2 separate regions of the Mus musculus genome follow, and region 1 is linked to region 2. Evidence: chromatin loops called from intact Hi-C (ENCODE). Cell type or tissue: heart. All regions are shown on one strand. Links, peaks and the distances in the headings refer to the core of each region. The heading gives the core; the rest is flanking DNA.

What was found. Hi-C counts contacts between places; a loop is a spot of excess contacts. Peaks named below come from ENCODE experiments on the same cell type or tissue, not always from the same donor. Only the 100,000 strongest peaks of a DNase experiment are listed, where the experiment ranks them.
Region 1: a loop joins it to region 2, with 1.8 times the contacts of the local background. A loop is called at or near these places in 1 of 42 quality-filtered maps.

Annotation. Positions count from the first base shown.
Region 1 is chr10:99,284,454-99,288,846 of GRCm38, forward strand. No RefSeq gene overlaps it. Among named protein-coding and RNA genes, the nearest start is that of Gm34921, 16 kb to the left of the region's middle. In heart, for the core only: a CTCF peak has its summit at 1,871; DNase peaks (open chromatin) are centred at 1,468 and 2,538; H3K4me3 peaks cover 2,039 bases; H3K27ac peaks cover 3,702 bases.
Region 2 is chr10:99,406,490-99,410,882 of GRCm38, forward strand. No RefSeq gene overlaps it. Among named protein-coding and RNA genes, the nearest start is that of Gm34983, 51 kb to the right of the region's middle. In heart, for the core only: a CTCF peak has its summit at 2,508 (motif pointing left); a DNase peak (open chromatin) is centred at 3,452; H3K27ac peaks cover 271 bases.

The sequences.
Region 1 (4,393 bases), core at 154-4,153, 120 kb before region 2:
TTCTCCACACCCCCGCAAGACACTGTGTCTAGTGCCTTGTTTGGTGGCTACCTTCTTCACAGACTCAAGGTCTCATGGACCTCGGGACAAGCCTTTCACTATGGTGGTGTTAAGGAACGCTTACTTGGCACTGTTATTTAATGGCAATACTCAAAAGGTACAGCATCATCAGCTCCATTGCAAACAGCTGGGAGTTAAGGGCCGCCCTCATCCCTGTACCAAATCATCTCGCCTCCTTATTTCTGCTCCTCCTCACTGTTACACGGAGGCGAAGCAGCTCCCCTATCTGTCCCACCTCTCCATGGAGTTACTTGAAATAACGGTACTCCATAGGCCTTGAGTCATGAGCAAATTCTCTCCATGCCATTCACCTAATCCCCTCGAGGTGCTCGTCTTTGACTTGTTATCAGTAATGATGTGGGGGTGGGGTGGGGTGGGGGTGGGTGCTTACCCCATTTTCAGATCTGGGGCCTTCTGTGTCTTTTTTCTTTTGGTAGTTGCTTCCATCTTCCTGTCCCCTCCTGCCGCACCCCCAGGAAATGCACTTTTCTTTCTTTCTTTTTGGTTCTGCTAAAAGACAGAAGCTCGAGCGAGGCTCTGCCTTCTCAGTGTGGGCGGCGCTGCCTTTCTCAGAACCGCACACTTATCCTCCAGCCGCCTCCAAAGGCTTTATCAGGAGACATGGTGACTTCTCTCCTAAATTACACAGATAGGTTTAAAAATAGGGTTCAGGGTTTCCTTGTCAGGAGAGCTGTCAGCCGGCCCACTTTTGACACCCTTTCTCCCTCCCTTTGTTGGTACACGTCAAAGCATTTTTATTTTTATTTGAGAAGTGTTCTGCTTAAGTTTTCTGGAGCCTTTAAATTACCAGAAACGTTAGTGGGGGTGGGGGTGGGGGTGGGGGTCTGGAGAGGGATGGGGGGTGCTTAAAATGATTCTTCTTCCTGACTTAAAATCTTGAGCAATTTGATTTTCTGTGCCTTCCTGTCTTTGCATGCACATTGTCAGCATGAAAATGAATTGTAGAAATCTATTTTGGTGGAGGCAAGAGCCCTGATGTACAGAGCTCTGCTTTGTGTCAAGGCAGGGATACGTTTTTAGGGCATAAAGTGGATTTGGTATGACTAACTGTGCATAGTGAAAATGGCAGAGGCCGTGAAAGATGAACTGAACAAGAGAAGAAAACCACACAACAACATACCCTGTAAGTAGAAACAAATTAGCCATAGTAATAGCAACTAGACCCCACCACACATGCTCGTAGTGGCACAGAGAATGGCCTGCCTCTTGGTAGAAGTTCTTTTGTTAATTCTTTCCCTCCAGAAAACAGAATTTGGGGCAACATCTTGTTCTTTGTGTGGGGGAATGTAAAACCCTCCTTCCCCCGCCCCCTGTAACCTTTTGCTTTCTCCATTCCTTTCCTCTTATCTGTGCTTTTCCGTTCCTCCCTTATATGGCCATGGCCGGCTGCCCTCGGAAGTCCAGGAATTTGAATGTTATGTGAAAGGGTAATGCTAATTGGGCCCAGTAACATTCATGTCGCCTGGGAGATGTATGGGGGTCACCAAGTGAGAGACCAGCGAGTATCCACATCTGCTGTGAGGCTTTTCATTGCTTTCTCTCCAAACACCAGTCTTAGCTAATGGCCCCAAGCCCTGCTGGCCCGTTCCCCTACCCGGGGCCAACTGTTGCCTTAATGATCAGGGCAAAGATTTCCTTAATATTTCAGCACTGGAAAAAAAAAAGAGAGGTGTGCATTTATAATCTCATGTATTGCACCCAGAAGAAGGTGCGAGAGAGAAGGGCAGGTATTATTATATCATGTCCACTTTGCAACCGAAGAACTGGAGGCTTTAGTTCCTAGTTATTGCTCGTGATGGCGCTCATTAAAGGCAGAATCCGCTTCCCCTCTCCCAGCCACAGGCTCCTTGGCGCCCTGTTTGGGTGGATTTCCTTAAACAAAATACTTCCTGACTTTTGGACATCAGGCCCCATTTGTGGATCCCAGTGAGAGATAATTTTGTCGTCTGAAAGCTCATTCAGATTTATGTCTCATATTAAGTAGGCTTTCCTTATCTCAATCTAAGTGACTTCATACTTTATAAAGTATGTTGGCTTCATTAGTGGGTATTTGTACTGACCTAGTTTTGAGTAGGGAGAAGTGAGCAAAATAGAACAAAATTTTCACAGCGCTCCATTCCTGCGGAGGAGATCTAGAATAAGCGGGAAGTTACAATATGCATGGAAATGAAAAGCGAGAAGAGAGGGGTTACCCTAGATTAAGAGATGTGGAGGTCCCCTTATCCTATTCAAAGTGAATAGGATAAGGGGATAGGTAGGGTGGGTGGGTGGGGTCAAAGCTGCTTTCAGGAAGGGTGCCCCGGGGTAGGGGAATGCATAGCAGATTAGAAGAAATGACTTAGGGTAGCCTGGCCAGAGCCACGGAGGAGGGAAGGCGGGTGAGCAGGGGAGGTGTTGGAGAGGCAGAAGCACGGTGAGAATTTTGGCTTTAATCCAGAGGGAGATAAGATTCGCTCGGAGGGCATTGAGCGTGGGATGCTGGTGTCAAAAGGAACGGCCAGACAAATGTCTGTATCCCGCTGAGCTACGGCCCAGTTTTGACCTCGTTCGTTCCTCACCAGGGGCGGATACCTAACTTGCGTGGCCCACTTTGAAAATAGAATCCAGCGCCTCTTGTTCAAACAGCGGGAAAGAAGACACGGTTAAAAGGCAGGGAACATACGGCGCTTCCTTTCTCTCCCCAGCCTCACCTTCAACCTGCAACGGTGGTTTCAATTTGCCATTTCCCGGAGATCTAAGTAAAGAAGACCTTAGCATGGATTTTACTGTTCATCTTTGCATAGACTCAAGGCCAGTTTTCAATGCAAATATAAGTGGGGACATTTTGATAGACACGTTTCCTGTGTGCATTTTGTTTGTACCTGGAGAGTAGAAACGCTATTTAAAAAAAAAAAAAAAAAGGGCACAGCCCATTCCCCCACCCCCGGAAATGCAAACTCCTACTAACCTTGTACCTTTTATGTGACGATAAGTAAGGAGGACCTAGAAGGAAGAGAAATTATTGGTTGTATGTTCTTCATCTATTTTCCCCCCTAGGTCATTTGGGGAGGGGGGTCATCTGTTGATAATAACAAGGAAGCATTTGGACTAACATAGGATCTGATAGGACAAACAGCAAGCGCCTGCTATTGCTGAAAGAGTTCTGCGGAATGGAAGATGTTCTCTCTCTCTCTCTCTCTCTCTCTCTCTCTCTCTCTCTCTCTCTCTCTCTCTCTTTTTCGAAACAGGGTTTCTCTGTATAGCTCTGGCTGTCCAGGAACTGGAACTCACTCTGTAGACCAGGCTGGCCTCGAACTCAGAAATCTGCCTGCTTCTGTCTCCCAAGTGCTGGGATTAAAGGCGTGTCCCACCACGCCCGGCTAGATGCAGTCTCTTGATGTAGTCACTACTCCTGCCTAGCCAACAGATGAAACGTGACTCGGGACTCTGGCCTCCAGTCTATCCTAGATGTACAGGATTTCTGTGCTTCTAGGACAAGACAGGGCAATGCCCTCGGGAAGGCGGTGGTCGCACAAGGTGGGCGTGCAGAGGCTGAGGACTTCCCGTGCTCCTGCATGTGGCTCCTTATCTCGGTGGACTTGGAAAGACAAAATATGAGGTTACCAAGAATTCTGGATCGATGACATCAAACTGTGGGAGCCATGTTTGCCTCGTCTGTGGTCAGCACAAGCTGCACACCCACACAGCTGACCCCGTTCAACCCGCGTTCTTGGGAGAATTAGCATGGCCATTGTGGCAGATGTTAGAGGGCTGAATGGATAAAATAAATAAACCTACTGCCTTGGGCACATCCTGAAACCTTGGTTACAATTTGCACTGCCAGCAAAGAGGGGTTTTAGACTCTGGTTAAGAAACTGGTACTTGCTTTGAATGGGGGTGGGTTTTTTTTTTTTTTTTTCCTTTTCCTTTTTACTTAATTGGAGATTCATGAGGATCACTGTGCGATAGCTCACAGGTTCTGCCTCTGCTGGGCTGTCTCAGAACCAGAATCCTAGAGGGTGAAGAAGAGACTGCATGCTTTAGAGGACTAGATCAGGTCGGGAGTGGATGAAGAAAGGAGCAGATAAGACAGTAGAGTTGCCATGTTGAGACCTAATTCCTGTGGAGGACTAAGAAACACCATTGGGCTCCAGAAAATGAATGTCAAAATCATATCATGGAAAATTTGATTGGAGCCCATTTCAATGTTAGCACTGTTGGCAAGGATACGGTTAAAGAGGCTATGCTACTAACATCAGGGAATAATTAAGGCCCAGTAATAGAGACATCATTGGGTATGAGCTTAAAAAATTTACTTAATTCTTACAGAAAG
Region 2 (4,393 bases), core at 149-4,148:
ACATGTGTTCCTTTTCTTCTTCTTCTTCTTCTTCTTCTTCTTCTTCTTCTTCTTCTTCTTCTTCTTCTTCTTCTTCTTCTTCTTCTTCTTCTTCTTCTTCTTCTTCTTCTTCTTCTTCTTCTTCTCCTCCTCCTTCTCCTTCTCCTTCTCCTTCTCCTTCTCCTTCTCCTTCTCCTTTCTCCTTCTCCCTCTCCCTCTCCCTCTCCCTCTCCCTCCCCCTCCCCCTCCCCCTCCTCTTCCCCCCTCCCCCTCCCCTTCCCCTTCTCCTCTCCTCTCCTCTCCTCCTACTCCTCTTCCTCCTCCTCCTCCTCCTCCTTCTTCTCTTGCTTTTTTTTCCCCCCAAGACAAGGTCTCACTATATAACACTGGTTGTCTTGTAGCTCATGATATTGATCCAGCTGGCCTTGAACTCACAAAGCTCCTCCTACTTCTGCTTCCCATCTGCTGGGATTAAAGGCATATGCCACTACATCTGGCTTGTGTATCTTATGCCAAAGTGTTTAAACATAAGTGGTAGAACCAATAACCAATAGCACTGAACCTGGCTAGGAGTCTGGCATAAGATAATTCTTCCTTTTGTATTTAACTCATGAACTACGTTGTGCCTTCTAACCAAGATTTTAATAGGTGATGACTCGAGAAGCCAGAAACTGACAGCAATTAAACAGATATGAAGGCCACACTTGATTTTGGACTTAAATCAATGAGATTTATCAAAAAAAAATTACTTTTATGAGATGGCAGAAAATGCATTTCAGAGGAATTCAGTAAATTGAAGCTGATTCAATTAAAAAACACCCCATTTGTTCACAAGATCCACTGATGGTTTAGAATTTACTTCTGGTGGTTTGAGTTGTCATTGCCCCTTTGCAGATATTTCCATAAATACCCTCCTCACCGCCAGGATCTCTCTGCTTTACAAACAAGGTTCGGTTCATTTTTCTTTGGTCGAGGGTTCTGGCCAGCTTCAGCCAGCTATGGCTGCATGTTCACTGTTTACATCAGTCATCGTCTGTGTTGTTTTTAGTTTGTTCTTCAAATTTTCCACATTTTTTTTTTTTTAGTTTTAACACCACCCCTTTATTATAATGATGCCCTGCCCTTTTTCTGTGTTTGCAGTATTTAAAGACTTTCTGTTTTCAAGGGATGAAAAGCAAGCACTCAGTTGCTGCTGAGGAGAGCGTGTGGAGGGGACACTAGAGCATCTCTAAAACACGTCGAAGATGGAAGGAAAATAAGAACCGTGGAGTCAGCAGGTCCCTGGCTCTGCTTTCTTAGGCTCATCCATTCTGCTCTGTGTTTTCTGTTCCCAACCTTTCTTACGGCTGCTCTACGGCCCCTTATTGGTTGCTTTCTTACGGCTGCTCTACGGCCCCTTATTGGTTGCTTTTGCTGGAACGGGTCCAACCCTCCTGCCCGTATTCTAAACCTACCAGCGTTATTTTAATATCTCAATTAATAAGGCTAATTTCTGGACCTCCAGGCCAGAGAAGTCCAATTTCCTTAAATTATGAGTGAGCTCTTCGTAGGGTAGCTATTTTTTTTTGCATTACGGTAGGAAATGGGTGCCATTTGGCCTAAGCAGGTCTCTTTGAAGTGGGTGTGAACATTAGGTAATGATAGGCATCTCAAGTACTCCTGCAGCATCCTACTCAGTGGCGAGGGTAGAAAACTGAAACAGATATGGCAACCTGTCAGTGCTCACAATTATGTGCTTCCTTTTAAACTAAGAATTCCACATCGTTTCTTTCAGTGCACTGGCTTTCAAGGCTGCCTCTGTACCAGGGTAGGAAGCCAGAAATGATTTTCCCCCCCAATCATATAAAGTTCTCAGTAGCTAAATAAAATGCTTAGATCTCTTAGAGGCAATATTCAAAAGGAAAGCCTTTCTTTCATATGCTTTTTGCTTTATCGGAGCTCATATTTATGAATAAAGCCAACCCATGGGCCAGTCAATTAACCAACGAACTAAAACCCAACTCTGGTTACTATAACTACGTTTCACATACTTTCAGCATGGCGCATCATAATATTATTTAGTTTCTTAGCAGGCACTTAATCATGCTTATAGACCAGTCTAGGAACGTTTGTTTATTTATGTATTGATTTATTTTTAAGAAAGCTTTTCATACATACTGTATCTTTGGCCTTTGATAGTAACTGTTACGCATTTCAAAAGTAAAAATCATTTTACGGGCTGAAGAGACCACTCAGAGGTTAAGAGTACCTGCTGTGCCGGGCAGTGGTGTTGCATGCTTTTAATCCCAGCATTTGGGAGGCAGAGGCAGGCAGATTTCTGAGTTCAAGGCCAGCCTGGTCTACAGAGTGAGTTCCAGGACAGCCAGGGCTACACAGAGAAACACTGTCTCGAAAAGCAAACAAAAACAACAAAACAAACCAACCAACCAAACAAAAGAGTACCTGCTGCTCTTTCAGAATTTGCTCAATACCAATATGGTAGCTGTCTCTAACTCCAGTTGTAGGGGATTTGACACCCTCTTCTGGCCTCCGTGGGTACTGCAGGCATGTGGTGCACATACATATATGCAGGTAAAAACATTGACACACATAAACTAAAAGTAAATTAGTGTTTAAAAATTCATTTTGCTAGTCTTTGGAGAAATATATTTAGTGTCTTCTCTTCCTCCCCTCCCCTCTGTTTTTAATGCTGGAAATAGAATTTAGGGCCCTGTCCATCTTTGTTAAATACTGAACTACATTCCCAGGCTAAATCACTTGCTATTGTCACAGAGTACATAAAAACCAGCTTGTAGGATTGCCGTTTTCCAAGTCTGATCTATTTCCTCTTTCTTGCTTTTAGGATCCTTTTAGGATTTCCCCAGTGAACACAGATATACATCTGATAATTTTGATTTTTGTCTATTGACTGCAGAGATACAATAGCTCCTGAGCAGCCCTCTCCTTTCTCCTTCTTAATAACCATGCATCCTTGAGGAAGTTCTGTCTGTACAACGTGCCTCAGTTTCCTCACACACACAATGGGATAGTCAGACCTCAGTACCTGGGAAGCAGGCTGTGACGATGAAGTAGAATCATACATGGGAAAGGGCTTTGTAAACGGAAAGGCAGCACAGAGCTCTAAGGGGGTATTATCATTTATTTTACAAGCCAACAGAAATCAAAGCTCTGGTTTCACAGCCAGGAGGATTTTTCTGTCACAGATCTAATTCTTAAAGCTCGGCTTTGCCTAGTTAATGAATACTCTCGAAATAAAGATCCCTTTTACTGCTTTGATTTTTTTGGTCACTTCCCTTTACTCTGATTCAAAGTCACATGGGGAGGTGCTCTTATAAAGCCATTGTTTAATTTAGAGTCTTCATACTGCGCGTGTGTCCGGCTATTCTCCTGTCTCAGTCTCAGAGGAGCCTTTGAGGGCAGACCTTGTTTCTTTCCCTTACGTATAGTTTGGCAACAAACGAGGTGTTTTGAATGGGGATGTAACCTGTCACCTCACGGAAAGAGCACATCCTGCTCTGAAGGGGTGGCCTCGGTGCCAGTGGAGGACCGTGCTGGTGTTTTGACTTGTGACTCAGGCAGGAGCTGTGGAATTGCCTTGCTGTACCGCGGCACAATGACCCTGGGAGAAGTTCCCAGACGGAGCAGAGCTCTTCTCTTCAGCCACCAGGACTTTGAGTCTTACTGTTGTCTAGTTGGTGTTTAGGACAGGACACTGAGCCTAAAACTTTCCACATTTATAAGCAGGGAAAGTATAAAACATACTTAAAAGTCACTGATATAAGCAGATCTGCTTTGATTATTAATCTTCAACGCAGAGTGGGTTTGCTTTCCATAAGTCTCTCTAAATAAGTTTTCAGTGGAGATAACTGTTTCAGGGTTTTGGGTATAAATATCACCATATCTATCTATCTATCTATCTATCTATCTATCTATCTATCTATCTATCTATCTACCTGTGTGTGTATACACATATCCATATATACACACACATATATATTATATGTATATGTGTATACACACACACACACATATATATATATATATACATATACACACATATTTTATGTGTATATATACATATATACACATGTGTTTTATATACCACATGTAGACATTTATGTTATCTCTCTAGATGTATATATGTTTATACATATATATGCATACTTACACATGTAATATATACATCTATTATATATACATATATAAACATAATATTTTTATTGATTCTTTGGGAATTTCACATCATGTACCCCATCACACTCAGTTCCCAGTCCTTCCATATCTGCCTACCCAACCTTGTGACGTGCCACACCCAAAGAAAATAAATATTAAAATAAGAATAAGTTTAATTGCTTTATCTATGTACTCAGTGGAGCAAACTCACACTCTCAGTGGCCTGCCAATTCAATAGAGC